Linked DNA regions of Homo sapiens: region 1 is linked to region 2. The links are chromatin contacts, found by Hi-C or POLR2A ChIA-PET in ENCODE. All regions are on one chromosome and are shown on one strand. The core of a region is the stretch at or near the end of the contact, and the rest is flanking DNA. Distances in the headings are between cores, read along the strand shown. Region 1 has its middle 71 kb from the start of TES. Region 2 overlaps LOC105375463 (a long non-coding RNA gene).

The links. Hi-C counts contacts between places; a loop is a spot of excess contacts on that map. ChIA-PET counts read pairs that join two places held with the same protein, here RNA polymerase II (POLR2A). Pooled maps may share reads with other maps.
Region 1: a map with no recorded cell type shows a loop between it and region 2 (4-fold over the local background). The contact joins two enhancer-like sites. A Hi-C loop is called at or near these places in 2 of 37 single-sample maps with no recorded cell type and 5 of 50 pooled maps. POLR2A ChIA-PET finds 5 or more read pairs at or near these places in 1 of 52 experiments (GM12878).

The regions. Positions count from the first base shown.
Region 1 is chr7:116,137,810-116,141,115 of GRCh38, forward strand. It overlaps a transcript of TFEC not described here. Among named protein-coding and RNA genes, the nearest start is that of TES, 71 kb to the right of the region's middle. Within about 2 kb of position 1,387, at least 3 of the 41 ENCODE cell types and tissues checked have a DNase peak (open chromatin) inside an H3K27ac peak, as active enhancers do.
Region 2 is chr7:116,316,022-116,318,928 of GRCh38, forward strand. LOC105375463 (a long non-coding RNA gene) reads left to right here. Exons shown (of 7, transcript XR_001745336.2): 4 at 411-489. Among named protein-coding and RNA genes, the nearest start is that of TES, 110 kb to the left of the region's middle. RefSeq lists enhancers at 1,118-1,197, 1,298-1,447. Within about 2 kb of position 1,395, at least 23 of the 41 ENCODE cell types and tissues checked have a DNase peak (open chromatin) inside an H3K27ac peak, as active enhancers do.

The DNA of each region.
Region 1 (3,306 bases), core at 137-2,636, 180 kb before region 2:
TATTGATAATCAACTTAAATGATACTTGTGAAAACCCTCTGTACAGTATAAAATAGTTTAGAAAATGAAAATATTAATAAATAAATAATTATAAATTTGAATATGAATATGAAATGAATATGAATAAAATAAATGAAAATAATCAAGAATTCTAGATTTCCAAACCAGAAGAAATGCGGTCATTTGTTTAACCATGCACTTTATATGTGAAAGTAAAGAGATTCACAATCTTTCCTCAGGTTATATACCTAGCCAAACACAACATTCATTTCTGCTACGTAAATCTGCCTCTCCAATGTTGATAATGAGATATTTTCCATCATGTACAGGATCTATTAAATTAAAAATCTGACACTGCTGCAATAAACTAAGTGTAATCAAATAAGATAAGCCATTATATTTATAATGAATTCAAAACAACAGATAACACTAAAATCAGGTGTTAGATGTACATGGTATTTTATCTTCACAGACAGTGCACTGATTTTCTGATTTTTTCATAAGCATGATATTATCTGAAAGTTAGGATCCTGTTTGGGTATACAGTTTAATGTTCCATTCTGACTTTTGTCCACTAGATGTCCCCAGTACGTCACACAGAAGCTCTGATCTCATATAGGCCCTTGTTAGGGAGAATCTGCATCTTTTTGAAGTGAGGCCTGAGATAACTCGGTCAAATGATTTTTATTCCTGAGTTCATTTCATCCCTAAAATTAACAAGCTACTAATCTACAGAGAAATGCAATCATTTAAAGATTTTTGTCTAAGAGACAGAATATAACTTTGCCAATTTAAGAAGCAATTAAAGAACATGTATATCTTCTTTTCTGAAATGCATTTAAGAAATCAAAGACCTGAAACAAGTTAAAAATCCTTAGAGAAAAAGTTCATAGCCTTGCAAAGGAAGACTCTTAACACAACTTTTAATTGTATTGATTTCAAAGGATGAATAACATTTACACAAAATAGTTCAGAAAACTTTGGTAACAGCAGGAGCCTTGTTTAATTTGAACTCTAATAAATTAAAGAAAAAAAGTAAAGGCTTGAGCGGTCACCCAACGTGTCCCCTCCTAACTCACACAAAAACCTCTGTAACAAAGGCTACGAGACTGAAATACAATAATAATTGCAACATGGGGATGTTCAATTAGAACTAAGCTTGCAAAATGCTGTCTTTTTTCCCCAAAAGCCCAGTGAGCCCATATTACAGGAGGCTTCTACCTCTGACTGAAAAATAACACTCTCTGGGGTTGCCGTGGCAGATTGCTGCACTAGAGGGCTAAGAATCTACTCTTCTAAAGCAATTCAATAAGGATTCCTACAAGGTGTCTCAAAATGGAAGCACTCAGGCAGCATGTTTCTGCCTCTCAGGGCAAGAGGTAAAAAGTTCAGCCTGTGAAGTAGAACAGTTTCTGCCCCAGAGCAAGAGAGAAAAAAAGTACAAGAGCGTTCTGATGAATTATCTCTTACTCAGAGCTAACACGGGCGTCCCAGGAACAATGGCCAAGTCTAACCAGAGTTGACAGCCTCCATTCACTGCCCAGCACTCCATCCCGCACAGTGTCAGAACAATGATCCATTCTCACCGCTTCTCAACCCGTCCTCAGCCTTTCAACAAACCTTCTCCGTTCAAGAGCCACTGCTTTATCATGCTTTCTTTGATTAAAGCTCACCTTTCATCACACTAGAATTTTATTGTTATTATTTATTGAGTGTGCCAAGAATGGAGGTAATGTAAAACAAAAAGTTTAAATCATTGAACCTTGCATTTATTTAGTTTATGATCAAGGTTAGGAAAGTAAACCAAATCTTAAGAAACAGAAAACAATTCTGTGATAAACTAAGGGATCCTGGCCAGAATTACTCTGGTAGTCCACAGAAGGAGATTATATTTGTGTCCTGGAGAAGAAAGGTTTGTAGAAGAGAGGGAGTTTGAGATAGGCCTTAAAGACTGGGAGAATTGAGAGAAAGAAGGTAGGCAAAAGGAGAGACCAGAAGATAAATCACCAGATGATGGTATGCAGATACACAAATGAGCATAGGATAAACAGAAGATAGAAAGAAACCAGCTGAACCTTGACCAGGCACTCAGGGCACTTGGACAGAAATGGGCATAACCCCCATGAGGCTGGATTGCAGATGTCCAAGAGACATAGATCCAAGGATAAACAAAGCAAAAGGGAGCACCATAGTGTTTTATGCTGGGGCATGATGCAATGGAAGGAATGTTCTAGAAATATCATCATAGCAGGTTAAGCATAGCAGATGAAGCAGGAGTGAAAAATTCTACCAGGAGAGGTGAAGGACTGTGAGGAAATCCATTCATTGGCTATTAAAACAATCTAAGGTTTCAGTAATAAAGGCCAAGACTGGAGGATTGACTTTTGGAATCTAGAAAGAGGCAACTCTGAGAAATAAAGCATGACATGATGGAAAATCAGATAAGTGAAAGAAATGAGTGGCTCTGGAAGAGGGTCTACTCTTTGTTTAGATTCCACAGTTTAACATTCTTCACGCAAGAATAGAGCCAATTTAATCTATGTGTTCTGTTTAGTATTCCACAGAATCAATAACATGCTTGAATAAATTTACCTTTTTTAATGACTCCATCTCATAAGGAGGAATTTTAGGCTCCAAAGACTACCTCAGCATCCTTGAGAGAGCCTAGTAGATCCTCTCCAAATCCTGAATTTCTGCTGACAAGAACTTTTATATAATTTCAAAGTATTACATCATTAAAACTAATAACAAAACAGATATGTGTATTATAAACTAAAACAATGATGTATTGGCAGTGTCTTACAACATATGCATGCCAATAACTACTTTAGATGTAATGCCTAAAGGAATATGAATAACACATACCCAGCCATAGAGGCTAAATGAGAAGTCAGGTTAAAACTATCTTCAATTTTTGCCTTCCCATTTAGAACCCTCATCTGACCCTCCACACTCTGTAGTGCATTATGTGCACTGTAGCATTTCATCATTCAGCAAATGTTTATAGGGCAACCATGATGAACTAACACATCCATGAGACATGAAATTCTATCTACTAGAGGTGACACAATGTATTTCCTCAAGGAATTTGCAATCTAGCAATCTTTCTGGGCTGTCAACAAATTTTCCCCACCATCCAGATATCAGCCATTTATCTATAATACAATTATTTTGTATAAAGTATCAAGCCCTCTAGGAGACTTGGAAAAAATTCTCTTATAATGTCTAGAAATTTACAATCATTGTAAATTACAGAGGTTTGTAAACAGATGCATACCTATTAAAATTTAATTAATAAGGCATGCT
Region 2 (2,907 bases), core at 145-2,644:
AGTTACTTTCTTTAAAAGGATAAAGCAGAGCCAGGGGACTTTCTTATTATGTCAGCTCAGGTTGACTGGGCCCCTTTTAATTGATTGCTGTGAATCTGTTTTTTGTTGTTGTTGTTTTGTGTTTTTTTGGGGGTTTTTTTGTTTGTTTTCTAACTGGCTGATTTTAAAGTCCAGTTTGGGGACCTAGCACTAGTGATTCCATTCTGGTTTGGTCTGTTCTTCTGGGCCTAGTGCAAGAGCTTAGTCCAAAACAATAGCCTCCCATAAATTTAACACTACTCTCAGTAAAAATAACCATTGGTATTTTTATAGCATGGCTTTTAATAATGCCTATATTCTCATATTTGCAAAGTGCATTTTCCTGAGCTGATTTTATCAGTGGCTTTACTTCCAAAATAATTTCCTTTTAGGACAATATCAGAACGGCACATACAAGTGTCCCCAAGTCATATTTGGAATAAGATCACTTGGGAACACAAGTCAAAGAAGGTATGTAACCAACTCACCTCATCTAATGGAACAGGTTTCCCTGGGCAAGCATAAGATTATTGTACATTGTTCAAAGATTTCAAGACAGATAGCGTAGATTTCAAGAATGCCAAACATAAGGCAGAGAGGAGTCTACTGGGATATTTTCCCGAATTGTGGCTTGTATCTCTCTCTGGTCTATTAGAAGACCTCCTGCATACCCCTAACAAGAGAAAAAATGACAGATGAAAGAAAGAGAGAGAGAGAGACTTTCTTGTAATTAATCTAATAGGCATTTTTAAAATTGAACACTTGGACTTCCTCCAACTGGCATCTTTAAAACACCCATTGATTAACAGGCAAATGGGATGAGTGAATTCATTATAAGAAGTGAATCCTTTGCGTCCACCAGATTCTTCTGCCTTCATTGTCATCAAAGTTCTTGGGCTCACTCACTGGCTATCATCCCTCTCACTCATCTCTAAAATGGTTTCAACATCCCCTCTGTGCGGTCCAGTTTCTCACCTAATTTGCATTAGGCTGATTCATTCATTCCTCAGCAGGGTTACTTGATGTGCTTTCTTCCCAGTGGCATCCATGTGTAAAGCTGTCTCTCACTGGCTCTTATCACAGTCAGATTCAAAATGCTCATTTCAGAAAGACTGCAAGTCTTAATAGAAGGTATAGAATTTAACAACATGAACACAGTGAAAGTTTAAGAATGGTTTCTGGAATACCTGAAATCTATTCTGCTTATATTAAAATGGCTTTCGGCAGAGGGTGAAAAACCCTGCCGGCAATCAGAGCATTCTGTGACATTCAAGTCTGCCCAGAGTCAGCAGCCAAGCAGCGTGCTCTCTGATCTACAGATTTGCATTGTTCACTAACCTTCCTGTGCCAAAAACACTCAGTTGCTCCCTTTCACCAGCCTCTAAGGTCACAAGACAGACAGTTCTTTCTTGATTACTCAAACAAATACACGTCTGATTCAGAGCGGGGAAAAAAGAGTTGCCAACAGTCAAGGCTTAGAAAGGCCAGGGCTGCTTGCACTTAGAAGCCAGCCTGATGAATCACCACATCCATGACTAATTGTGGGGTTCAAGTGTGCCCAGTTATAGAGCCTGTTTTTTAGAAAGGAAAATGCTAAAGAAGACACATAGAAATGTGGAAGAAAACTAGACACTTTTGTGTGACTACACAGATGGCCCGTGGTCATTAACAGGCTTGATACATACCTTTCTCTATATATATATAGTTTTTTTTTTTTTTTTTGACAGAGTTTCACTCTTATTGCCCAGGCTAGAGTGCAATGGTGCAATCTCAGCTCACCAAAACCTCCGCCTCCCGGGTTCAAGCAATTCTCCTGCCTCAGCCTCCTGAGTAGCTGAGATTACAGGCATGCGCCACCATGCCTGACTAATTTTGTATTTTTAGTAGAGATGGGGTTTCTTCATGTTGGTCAGGCTGGTCTTGAACTCCCAACCTCAGGTGATCCGCCAGCCTCGGCCTCCCAAAGTGCTGGGATTAGAGGTATAAGCCACTGCACCCAGCCCTCTCTCTATGTTCTTTCAATTAAGCCCCAGAAAATGTGGAAATGCCATTGCCCTCAACCTGGCTTTCCTCACAAGAGTAAACTTCATGGGCTTAAAAAAAATTCCAAACATTTTTTAAATCTCATAAGGTTAAGAAAGGGCAGTCGACTTCAATAAATTATGATGCTGATGATTTTTGTTTTAAAAAACTGGCAAAAACAGACTTTTACATATATATGACTATCATATATGACTTTTACATATACGTATATAGGTGAATTACTTATATACATATAAGTACATAAAGTATACAGTTACATGTATGTTAAAGTATGTATATACATATCTAATGTAAATATACATATATATGCACATATGAACCTATATCTTCATTGCATGCTTATGTAATAGATGCAGTGTGTAATATGTGTAAATCCATGTTTTATTTGTATAGATACCAAGGACATGATAATAAAAATGACATAGTTCTTGTCCTCAATTGTATAGTCTGTTGGGAAAGAAAACACACAAATAGAAAAAATTTTCATATAGAGAATTTTTAATATTCTCTATATGCTGCTATAAAATCAATAGTAGTCATGCACAGGGTGTTGTTGGCATAAGGGAGGAAACCTTGAAAAAGGGGTACATGTTAGGGAAAGCTTTGGGAAAGTGAGAGATGAGCTGATCTGAAAGGACTTGTAGTAGTGACTCTTGTTGAGTGGGAGGGAGGGGTAGGCAATGAATGGAGGAAATCCCAGGTAGAGGAAAAAGAGAGTACCAGAACAGCCCCACATTTATTTAAGAAATTGAAATTATAGCTAAAAACCTCCACACACAAAACTCCAGGCACCAAAGTTTTCATGGTTAAATTGTACCAAACCTTTAGTAAATAAATAAAACCAAT